Regions from separate parts of the Homo sapiens genome. Here region 2 is linked to region 1. Evidence: chromatin contacts called from ENCODE Hi-C data. All regions are on one chromosome and are shown on one strand. Each heading gives the region's core, a stretch centred on a gene start or an enhancer-like site at or near the end of the contact. The rest is flanking DNA. Distances are from core to core; before and after follow the strand shown.

The links. Hi-C counts contacts between places; a loop is a spot of excess contacts on that map. Pooled maps may share reads with other maps.
Region 2: a loop to region 1 is called in a map with no recorded cell type, with 4 times the contacts of the local background. The contact joins two enhancer-like sites. A Hi-C loop is called at or near these places in 3 of 37 single-sample maps with no recorded cell type and 6 of 50 pooled maps.

What each region holds. Positions count from the first base shown.
Region 1 is chr17:17,005,756-17,011,631 of GRCh38, reverse strand. No RefSeq gene overlaps it. Among named protein-coding and RNA genes, the nearest start is that of LINC02090, 20 kb to the right of the region's middle. RefSeq lists an enhancer at 1-544. Within about 2 kb of position 1,516, at least 11 of the 41 ENCODE cell types and tissues checked have a DNase peak (open chromatin) inside an H3K27ac peak, as active enhancers do.
Region 2 is chr17:17,442,994-17,448,869 of GRCh38, reverse strand. No RefSeq gene overlaps it. Among named protein-coding and RNA genes, the nearest start is that of MED9, 31 kb to the left of the region's middle. RefSeq lists an enhancer at 1,878-3,077. Within about 2 kb of position 2,534, at least 13 of the 41 ENCODE cell types and tissues checked have a DNase peak (open chromatin) inside an H3K27ac peak, as active enhancers do.

The DNA.
Region 1 (5,876 bases), core at 267-2,766:
TTCCTTCTCTGTGAAAGGGGAGCACCTTCCTCACAGGGCTGTGGTGGAGTGAAGGCAGGTAAAGCACTTAGGAGGGCGCCCTCCCATGCTTGGCACTCTGCAAATGCTACTGGGATTTGCACAGGAAGGAAATTGACCCTTTGTCCTATTTATTACCCATAGTTTCCTTCCGGAATCCGAAAGTGGAGTGTGGTGTGGCTGGCAGAGCAGGCTGCCCAAGGGAGCCAGGAGAGGGGAGGACGGAAGGGGTGGGAGCCGTCTTCTCCAAGGCTGCTGTAATGCTGACCTAGAGAAGACCCCCAGAGTGGGGCATGTCCCACACTCAGCTGGCCCTGCTCCTGCCACCAGGCCTGGCACACATCGGATGCTCCCTGAGTCATGTCGAGGAAGGAATGTCTAACACTTGAAAATATTCTAGAGCCATAAAGATAGTCCTGGTTGGACCCAGACCAAACCTCAAATTGGTCCCAAGGAAGATTTCACAACTTCCTTTGAGAGATGCCTCTCAGTGTCGCCTGGCGCGATTCAGGAAGTCCTTCTTGAGAGCTAACCTAAATCCTTCCTGCTCGCCCTCCTCATGCTTGGGAGAGGAGGCAGCAAGGAGGGGGGGACAGGTGGGCCTCTCGCCTCAGAGCCCATATGAGGTCCCGAGAAGGTGAGGCTGGGCCCTGACTCAGCTTCAGCACACACTATTTCCATTCCCTTCCCGTGACTCAACAGGGGAGGGGCCCGGGGGCCACTCACCTCTGTCTTCTCAACCTGCAACTCCCCCCACCCCTTCCTGGATTCCTGTGACGCAGGAATCCCTCTGGTCTGTGTGGAGGAACCCAGAGCAACTTGAGCCAGAAGTGGATGTCCAAGCCGGCATGAGTCACCCCTCAAAATCAGGACCAGTGAGGGCCTGAAGAGGCCACACAGCCTCCGGCAGCCTGGCCGCCGCTCACTTCTCTGGGAAAGTGGCCTGGAGCTCGCATGGCATCTGGGCCCAGCCTCTGCCTCTGACCTGCACTGACCCCTGTGTCACCCGCCTCCAGGGTGACCCTCCTCCTGGCATTCAGACAGCTCCACTCACTGCTTCGCACAAACCTGTGCCACCCTGGTTCAAACATTAACCAGCTGTGTGACTTTTTAGAAGCCCTTCCCATGTTTAAAAACCAAGCTGGGAGGATGCTGCACCACTGCCATCATGGTTCTCACTGAACCGTCGCAGGAAAAAGCATTTCTTGCGCCATGGCTGTGTGCAGAACAGGCTTCCCACGGCTGAGTCCCCAAGCCCCCCACAGACGCTGCCAATGAAATGCCGTCAGCCTCAAGCATGGTTCTTGGTACCCAGCCCTGGTAAAACCACGTGTCTCAGGCCTTCTGAACCACAGTGCCCAGAACTCTGGCTGGGCTTTGTCCCAGAGGACAAGACTGGCCAACCCCCTGCTGAGCTGGAAGAATAGCTCCCTCAGCTGGCAGGGACCTGCCCCTGTTGCAATTTGGACTGAGTAAATGCTGACAGGAGGAGACTGCGTGTCAGGCCAGGATAGACAGAGGCAAACTCTGTACCCTCAGAGAGCTTAGAAGCTAGGGTTGGAAAGCATGGGAAAGGGTCAGACACCCAAGAGAAACAAGTGCTGATGTCCACCAAAAGAAAACTTACTGCATTCTATAAACTAAAAACAAACAAATGTTCTCCTGCATTGCATAGCAGAGGAAAAGACCAAATGACTCTTCCATGCAACAAGTTAGATGAATCTCGCAGATAAAGTCAGACAAAAGAATCCAGACGCAAAAGAGCATGCACAGTATGGAGGTCAAAAACAGGCAAGGTTGGGTGCGGTGGCTCACGCCTGTAGTCCCAACACTTTGGGAGGCTGAGGCAGGTGGATTACGAGGTCAGGAGATCGAGACCATCCTGGCTAACACAGTGAAACCCCTTCTCTACTAAATATACAAAAAATTAGCCGGGCGGGGCGGCGGGCGCCTGTAGTCCCAGCTACTCACGCGCTGAGGCAGGAGAATGGCGTGAACCCGGGAGGCAGAGCTTGCAGTGAGCCGAGATGGTGCCACGGCACTCCAGCCTGTGTGACAGAGCGAGACTCCGTCTCAAAAAAAAAAAACAAAAAAAAAACAGGCAAAAGTCATCTATGGAGACAGAAGTCCTGGTGGTGGTTTCTTGGTGGGGCTGGTGGAGGATGGGGTTATTGACGGGAAGGAGGCACCAGGGAGCTTTCTGGGGTCCTGGAAATGTTCCATGTCTTCATCTGGGGTGTGATGACGGGGTGGACACATTTGTTAAAAGGCATTGATTTGCACACCAACATTTGTGTACTTTGCTGTAAATTTTCCCACACTTTAAGAAGAAGAGGAGGGAAGAAGAACCCTTGGGGAGACCAGCTGGGACCCCCTGCTGCTGACTCGCGGGCGTTGCTTCGTGCCCCATGATTGTCAAGCCATTGAGGCCTCCTGGCAGCCTGGTAGACCTAGAACTATCTATGCCAATAAGACACAGATTGTTGGCTCCACCACCAGTTTCTGAATCAGGAGGTCTAGGGGGGCCTTGGAATTCACATTTCCTGCAGCCTGCAGGCCATGCTGGGGCTCTGGCCCAGGAACTGTGCTTTAGAAGAGACGGTAGAACATGGTACTGGCTACAGAATGTGCTGTGAGATCCCTCCAAGCTGGGAAGGACCCAGGTAAGTTCACAGAGGAGGTGCCCTTGAAAGATCAGTAAGATCTGAAAACGCCCAAATAAGCAGGAACTGCTGGTTCCAGGGAGGGAAGTCAGTGTGAGGCAAAGTAGAGAGGCTGGGAAGTGCAGCGAACGGCATTCCAGCCCTCAGGAGGGCAGGGCTGGCAGACAGATGTCTGAGTCCATTTCGTGCTGCTATAACAGAATACCTGAGACTGGGTCATTTATAATAATCAGACATTTATGTGGCTCATAATTCTGGAGGCTGGGAAGCCCAAGGGCATGGTGCTGGCCTGAGCCCAGCATTTGGTGAGGGCCTTCTTGCTGCCTCATCCCATGGTGGAAATCAGGAGGGTAAGAGACCAAACTCACAGTCTCAAGGCCTTTTATAATCAGCATTAACCCATGCGTGACGGTGGGCACCTTATAACCTAAACACCTCCTATTAGGCCCCAGCTCCCAATACCATTGCACCGGGGATTAAGTGTTGAATACACGCCTTTTGGGGGACACATGCAACCCACAGAAAGAGGACATTGAGGCTTCTGCTTAGAAGGTTTTGTTCTGCATGATAAAGCTTGAAAATAGGAGGAAGCTCCAGAAAAATGGCCCTCCCCCACCCCTACCAGGGGATTATGTTCCAAAGTCAGAAAGTGAGGCACAAACCACATGTGGTCATTTACCTGTGACAACCTGTGATTGGCCTATGAAGGTAGATAGCCTAGCTCAGTGCTAAAGGGCCGGAGCAGATGCTGAGTTCACTGGCTGAGTGCCAGGTAAAGCCATCCGTGTGCACTGAGTGCTCATATTGGATGACAAACCTGGACAAAGAGCCCTCCAGCCCTTCCCTGTAACAAGCAGGAGCCGGGGCAGAAGGGCAGAGGTGCAGCACAGCTGGGTCTAATGTGGGGAGCAATGTGGGGCAGGGGCAGGGCCAGGGCCAGGAAAGGGGCCTGCAGCTGTTGGTAGGCTAGCGGGTAAACAAACCCATTACAGTGGAGGTGTGCTGCTGACCGCCTTTCCTACAAGCTCATGGGCCGCCTTCACAGCACTTCCCCTGCTGCTTTTTCAGTGTAATCTTACAGCTATTCTGTCAAGACACCATGTTAAACACTAGTGGAAAAGTCACTGTGCAGAATTACCATATAATCTAGTAATTCCGCTTTTGGGTATATACCAAAAAATACCCCAAAAATAATTGAGATCAGGGTCTCCAACAGATGTTTGTTCACCCATGTTTATAGCAGCATTCTTTTTTTTTTGAGACGGAGTCTCACTCTGTTGCCTAGGCTGGAGCGCAGTGGCGTGATCTCAGCTCACTATAGCAGCATTCTTTACAACAACGAAAAGGTGGAAGCCACCCAAATGACCATCGATAAACAAAAATGTGGTCTGTGCGTACAATGAAATATTATTCAGTCTTACAAAGGAAGGAAATTCTGGCACATGCTACAATATGGAAGAACGTGAGGGCGTAATATTCCGTGAAAAGACAAACTCTATATGATTCCACTTATACGAGCTAAGGGAAGGGGAATGGGGAGTTACTGTTTACTGTTCATTGGAGACAGTTTCAATTTGAGGAAGATGAAAAAGTTCTTTTTTTTTTTTTTTAAGAGACGGAGTCTCGCTCTGTCGCCCAGGCTAGAGTGCAGTGGCCCTATCTCGGCTCACTGCAAGCTCCGCCTCCTGGGTTCACGCCATTCTCCTGCCTCAGCGTCTGAGTAGCTGGGACTACAGGCGCCCGCCACCACGCCCGCCTAATTTTTTGTATTTTTAGCAGAGACGGGGTTTCACCGTGTTAGCCAGGATGGCCTCGATCTCCTGACCTTGTGATCTGCCCACCTTGGCCTCCCAAAGCATTGAGATTACAGGCGTGAGCCACCGCACCCGGCGAAAAAGTTCTTGAGATGGACGATGGTAATGGTTGCACAACAATGAGACTGTGCTTAGTGCCACTGAACTGTGCATTTCACGATGGTCAAGATGGTAAGTTTTATGTGGACAAAAAGAACACGCTATGTGTGGAGGGGTGCAGTGGCTGGAACCCCAGCACTTTGGGAGGCTGAGACAGGCGGATTACTTGAGGTCAGGAGTTCGAGAGCAGTCTGGCCAATGTGGTGAAACCCCGTCTCTACTAAAAATACAAAAATTAGCCAGGCGTGGTGGCGCACGCCTGTAATACCAGCTACTTGGGAGGCTGAGGTGGGAGAATTGCTTCAACCTGGGAGGTGGAGGTTGCAGTGAGCCGAGATTGTGCCATTGCAGTCCAGCCTGGGCGAAGAGTGAGACTCCGCCTCAGGAAAAAAAAAAAAAAAAAAAAAGAACATGCTATGTTTGTATTTAGGATCTAGGTTTAGCTACGTCTAACAACAGTGGCTTTAACAAGACAGAGGTTCATTTCTCCAGCACACTGTCTAGGGGTGGCAGGGCAGTTCAGGGCTGCGGTGGCAACTCTGCTCCATGCAGTTATTCAGGGATCCACCCTTCTCTCTCCCATCCCTAGGGTGTTTCTCTTGTCCATGTAGCTCAAGACAGTGCACCATCATGTCCACATCCTAAACAGCAGGGTTAAGAAAGTATGGAAAAGGGCTTGCCCTCCCCTTAATAATTTTTTTTTTTTTTTTAAGAGACTGGGTCTCACTCTGTCACCCAGGCTGCAGTACAGTGGCACCATCATAGCTCACTGCAGCCTAGCCTGGGCTCTAGCAATCCTCCCACCTCAGCTTTCTGAGTAGCTGGGACTATAGCCACATGCCACCATGTCCAGCTGAATTTTTTTTTGGTATTTTTTGTAGAAATGGGGTCTCGTTATGTTGCCCAGGCAGGCCTTGAACTCCTGGCCTCAAGTGAGCCTCCCACCTCGGCCTCCCATAGCTCTGGGATTACAGGCATGAGCCACTGTGCACAGCCAGCTCCCACCTCTCTTGAAGCACTGTCATTTGGGGCCTCTGTTCTAGAAGGGGGTGCAGTTGCTGCTTGGTGTGTTGTCCATCCCCTCCACAGGATGGCAGCTGCATTTAATCTCCCGTGGCCACCATGGAGGTGCTCTTCTCAGGTCGGCCTTCAAGAGAGAAGCCTCTGCAAGAAGTGCAGTCAGCTGACAGCCTCCAGCTACTTGGGGATCTTCCGCCACATTCAAATCATCCTGCCCAACCTGGGACCCCAGTACTGGCCATCTTTGCTCCAGAGACCCCCT
Region 2 (5,876 bases), core at 1,285-3,784, 440 kb before region 1:
GTTCCATGGAGCCCCAGGGTGGGCTTTACCCGCCAAGATTCTGACTTACCTGATCTGGGGAGAGTCTGGAATGTGGCTGTTCTTTTTAAGCTCCCCAAATGATTCTAGTGTGAGTCAAAGTTGAGAACCACTGCCCTGAATCTTTATCTTTGAATCCTGAAAACTTTCTAAAAGGAAAACGATCCCAGAACCTTCAGAGTTTCTGTCCATTCGAATCTAGTACTAGTATACCTCGTTTGAAATTAACCTCATCTAGCGCCATCTAAGCTCAGAAAATGAAGCCATTGTGGGATCATTTGCCAAAGGACTTGTTGACATCTGTTTTTATTCTTTTTTATTTTATTTCATTTTTCTTTTATTTCCTTTTTTGTTTCTTAATCCGAGTGAACTCATAAAGTCTGTTTTTAAGTGGTACTTAAGCAGTTAAAATATGACTCAGTTTGACTCCATTGAAACTGCTTTAAATAATTTCCAAACAAGATGAAGTTAAGAGTAAATAAAATAGTCACGTTTGGGAGCATGAAGGAGCCGGCAGCTTTTGACGGTCTGGTGATCAGGCAGCCACGCAGGACCAGGTCTCGACTGTCCTTGGGTTTTGTGGAGCATTAAAAAGGAATAAGGAAATGGGGTGGAGGAGGTCAGCTAATTCTGGGAACAAAGCTAAGACTGCTGTGACTGGGGACTGGTGGGGTCATCAACTCTTTCTTGGGTAACTTTGGCCATGCTTTTTTTTCCTCTGCAGAGTCTGAAAAGGCTACCTGCTTTAGTTTCCTGTGGTTGCTGTAATCATTACAACAACACAAATGTAATGTCTCACTGTTCTGGAAGCCAGAAGTCCAAAACCAAGGTTTCTGCAGGGGTTTGCGCTCTAAAAGCTTGGGGGGAGGATCTTTCCTACCTCCTCCAGCTTCTGGTGGCTCCAGGTGTTTCTTGGCTTGTGGCCACATCACTCCAATCTCTGTCTCTGTCTTTGCGTGGTCTTCTTGCCTGTGTCTCTGTGTCTTCTCCTCTTCTCTTACAAGGACACTTGTCATTGGATTTAGGACCCACTTGGATGATTCAGGGTGATTTCACCTCAAGATCTTAATTGTATCTGCAAAGACTCTGTTTCCAAATAAGGTCACATTCTGCATTTCTGAGACATGGACATCTTTTGAGAGGGTCATAATTCAGCCCACTCCACCACCTTTGCTCAAAGGATGCTTCTGCATTTAACTTAGATTCAGCATCCTGATTCCACAAGTGTACTTTGGCCTAGCTCTGGATTTCAGATTTGGCAGGGCCGAGGTCCTTGAACCCCAGTGCCCGGGTCAGCAGAGATCATTTACCATGCAGATTCTGAGGGAGTAAGTCTGGGCAGAGCTCAAGGTTCTGCATTTCCAACAAGCTCCCAGGTGATGCCAACAAAGCTGCTGGCCAGGAACCTCCCTCTGAGCAACACGTCTGGTGACTATGGGAAATATCCAGGTCCCACCCTGGTGATCCTGATCCAGAGGCCCATTCTTTCCAGGCAGCTTTCAGATCCCATTCTGAACCGGGGCCGGCAGCCCCTGCCCTGTGCTCAGGAGCAAGGCCTGCAGGCCAGGAATGAGCCAAGCCAGCCTGAGCCCCTAGCCACCTCCTAAGAAGGGTGTTTCCCAGTCCTGAAGTTTGGCTGGGAATTCCAATAGAATCCGTGACCTTTCAGGAAGCATCTACACTCTCCTAGCCCCCTCCCTCTTACATACCACCCCTCAGCCCTCTTTCTCTCTTGCCCTCTGATAAGTTCCCCCTTGGGTCCTCAGACAAGCCACAGGGCCCTGCCAGCTGCCTCCTGGCTGGATGCAACCCAACCTCACCGCATGGTGGGGATGGCCCAGGTGAGGGCACAGAAGGCCCACCTCTGTCTAGCCAGGCCCCACGTCAGCAGGGCTGCCAGCACAGGGACAGCGAGACCAGCTGGGGAACTGGTTATTTCAAGTGGCTCCCAACAAATCATGTCATTTCCTCAGCTGTGAAGACTGACAGCCCTCAGCACTGTGGCAAATGCAAGCCACTCTTTCCAATGATCAGTGTGAGAGGAAGAAAGGGAGACCCCATGGGGGAGAGGAGGCCTCCCCTGCCAGCCTGCATGGGGCTGAGCAGTGGGGCAGGGACAGAGGTGATGCGACCACAGCTGAGTGACTCAGCCAGGGTCTGCTCTCTCACATATGGTGGCCAGGACCCAAGATCCCACCTGTGGCAGGTGTCCCTGAGGGCAGTTGACACCTCAAAATAAAACTTGAGATTGCTCATGCAACCGTGAAAAGGAAACAATTTATTACCATAAAAGAGCCATTTAATGTGAGACCCCAATAGCCTCTGGCTGTCTGTCATCCTGATCTGACGTGAAATGGATTTGATATTATCTGCAAACAACCACACATTCCTTCAGAAGAAAGTCACCTCCACAGAGGATACATGACTTGTTTGTTTGTGGTTGGCTATGGCTTTGACTTTCCCCGCCACGCTGTTTGCCTTGGTTAATGACCAGCCGGAAGTGCCCTGCCTCCTGTTTGGCTGATGAAAACGCTGACCTTTTCAGGAATGATTCCAAACCAGGCATCTGTGGATGACTTACCTCATCCCTTTCATTGCTCCCCACCACACTGCATTCCCCATAAAGGAAGTAGCTATTTTAGGCAAGGGAAAATGAGATGGTGGGACTTTCCCCAAAAGCAGGCTTGTGCCTGATGCAGGGTGGAGGAGCCCCACGCCCTGTGGAAGGACAAACACAGCGTCATCCACAGACGTTGCCCATGGGTCCAGTCCATCCATCGGTGACTTATGGGCAAAAGGGAAGGAAGGAAAGGAAAGAAGATTGGTGAGCAGTGTTCTTTGCTATTAGGCAGAACTGGCCCAGTGGGTGGCAGTCACAGAAGGGGCGGAGACCAGCTCCGCAAAAAGAGTTACTTCTCCAAGTAGTGAGCATCCTGTCACAGAGGTTATATGAGCAGGGGCAGGATGAGGAGACTGTTTTTATTTACACTCTGATAGGAGGAGTAGAAGTGGACCCAGACCTTGAGGAGCCTAAAATTTTTCTGCAGAGGCAGGCGGGACCTGATATGGCAAGTGAACATCAAGGCCTGCCTTGCCTCACAGGGCAGCTGGGGACCAACCCATACGAATCCAACATGCGGAGGAAGCCAGAGCCGGAGCAGGAGGCAGAGACCTGAGGATGGGCTGGAGCCTGTGTGCGGGGCTTTCTGTCACTTGCAGAGTCCTGGCTGGTACACTGAGGAGCACTAGCTTGTATGGCATTCTTTCCATGATTGGAGTTCAACGATGGGAGACCAGGGAGATGGAGTAGTTTGAGCTCCTGGGGAATGATAACATCTGGATCCTGAGAGGGGAGGAAAAGCAAACGCCAGCAATGACATAGGATCAGAAAGGTGCTCAGCATGGGGCTGTCTGTGGGAGGGGCCCAGGTGCTGGCACCTACGTGACTGAGGGCTTGTGGGAGGGGGAGGGAAACTGCTTTGCAACAGCAGGGGACCCAGGTGGGGTATGTGTGGGGTATGTCCCAGTCACCTCAGGGAAGGGGGGCATTGAAGGGTGTGCTCAGGATCCACCTCTTCCCCGAGTTCTCCCTTGATGCAAGCAGCCTAGGATCAGACTTCCTTGAATTCTAGCTCATCTGCCAGGGAGGCACTACTTCAGCCAGAAGACCGCCTGGAGGACTTCATGGGGCTTCAGAACCCAGGGCACTCCTGCCACATGTTATCAATGACTTTGCAGTATTGTGATAGTGTGTGATACCACCCGTCATATGCAGTAACAAGGAGGGAGACTGACCGAACTTTGAAGGCATCCTTCCTGTTAGAATTTCAACTACCTCCATATCTAGTACAGGAGAGGGAAGTAAATGCAGTGGAAATCTGATTTTTTTTTTCACTCTGTTCCCCAGGCTGGAGGGCAGTGGCACAATCTCGGCTCACTGCAACCTCCGTCTCCTAGGTTCAAACGATTCTCCTACCTCAGCCTCCCGGGTAGCTGGGATTACAGGCATGTGCCACCATGCCCGGCTAATTTTGTATTTTTAGTAGAGATGAGGTTTCTCCATGTTGGTCAGGCTGGTCTCGAACTCCTGACCTCAGGTGATCCATCCGCCTTGGCCTCCCAAAGTGCTGGGATTACAGGCATGAGCCACCACACCTAGTCCCTGATTTTGTTTTATCGGCAAATTCACTGTTGAGGGTTGGAGCAGCCTGTGATATCCGTGTGAGTCCATTTGTGAAACTGAAACTTTGTAACAAGAACTAAGATAGTTATTGAGAAGTGCTTTGAAAATGATCCAAGGAAGCTTTCCAAAGTGACTCTGTCCCTGGGAAGGGAGGAAGGGACCACAATATGCCTGTATCAGATTTCTACTGCTGTGTAACAAATGACCCCAAAACTTAGTGGCTTGAAACAACAATGAACATTTATTATTTCATAGTTTCTGTGGGTCAGGAATTCAGGAGTGGCTTAGCTGGGTGGTTCTGGCTCAGGGATTTCATGGGGTTGCAGTCAGGGTATCAGCTGGGGTTGTGTCATTAGAGGCTGAACTGGGGCTGGAGGATTTACCTCTGAGGTGGTGCACCCACATGCCTGGCAGGTTGGTGCTGGCTGTTGGTGGGAGGCCTCAGTTTCCCACCACATGGACTCCTCTACAGAGCTGCTTAAGTGTCCTTACAACATGGCAGTTGGCTGCTCCCGAGGAAGTGATTCAAGGAGAGCAAGGCAGGAACCATGTCTTTTATGGCCTAGCCTTGGACATCATTTCTGCAGTCCTACTGGTTGCCAGATGGGTCCTATTCAGTGAAGAGGGGACTCTCCAGGATGTGACTACTGGGGCTCACTGGGCAGCATCTCAGAGCTGCCACCATGCTGCTGCGTGGTTGGCCCATCTGGAACACTTAGTCTTCAGTCACTTGGTTTGATTCAAGAACAAAGAGTTAGAAACTCTTCACCTTTTGAATGCAAGGAAGTAGGCTGACCCCTCAAAGTGTGCCAGACAAGCCATTTTAAGCATAGTTGGGTGAGATGCAAAGAGGAAGCCTGCATATTCGCTGCTTACGTGAAATGTTTGGCGCCTACTCATGCTTTCTATCCACAGAGTCTCACTGATAGTTTGTCAGCCTTGCATCCCATCTGCCCCATGTGGGTCCTGTGAAGCTGCTGGTCAACCTATCCCCTGGCTTTGGGGGAATGCAACCCATGTCTGGCCAACTGTGGTGCCCCATTTCCCAGTCTAGAGTTGTTGGTCCAAGAGGAGGCTCTCTCTTACTCTGAAATCATGAGCTGAGGGTTTACTGTGTATGCCTGAAGCTATCAGACAATGAAGAAAGAAGAGAGAGAAAGAGAGAGATTTGAGCACCTGGGTCCAGCTATGACTGAAGCTAGCAAGACACCCATCTTTGTTCTCTGAAATTATGTAAGAAAGTAAACTCCCTTTTTGGAATTTTGCTTGTTTACTTTTGCTTAAGTTAACTTGAGCTGGAATTTCATCATCACAATTAAAAACATCCTAACAACTTATCCCTTGAAAATCATGTGCTTTGCGCCCAGCCAGCCGCCCCGTCAGGGAGGGAGGTGGGGGGGTCAGCCCCCCGCCAGGCCAGCCGCCCCGTCCGGGAGGGAGGTCGGGGCGTCAGCCTCCAGCCCGGCCAGCCGCCCCGTCCGGGAGGTGAGGGGCGCCTCTGCCTGGCCACCCCTACTGGGAAGTGAGGAGCCCCTCTGCCCGGCCAGCGGCCCCGTCCGGGAGGGAGGTGGGGGGGGTCAGCCCCCCACCCGGCCAGCCGCCCCGTCCGGGAGGGAGGTGGGGGGGGTCAGCCCCCCGCCCGGCCAGCCGCCCCGTCCGGGAGGGAGGTGGGGGG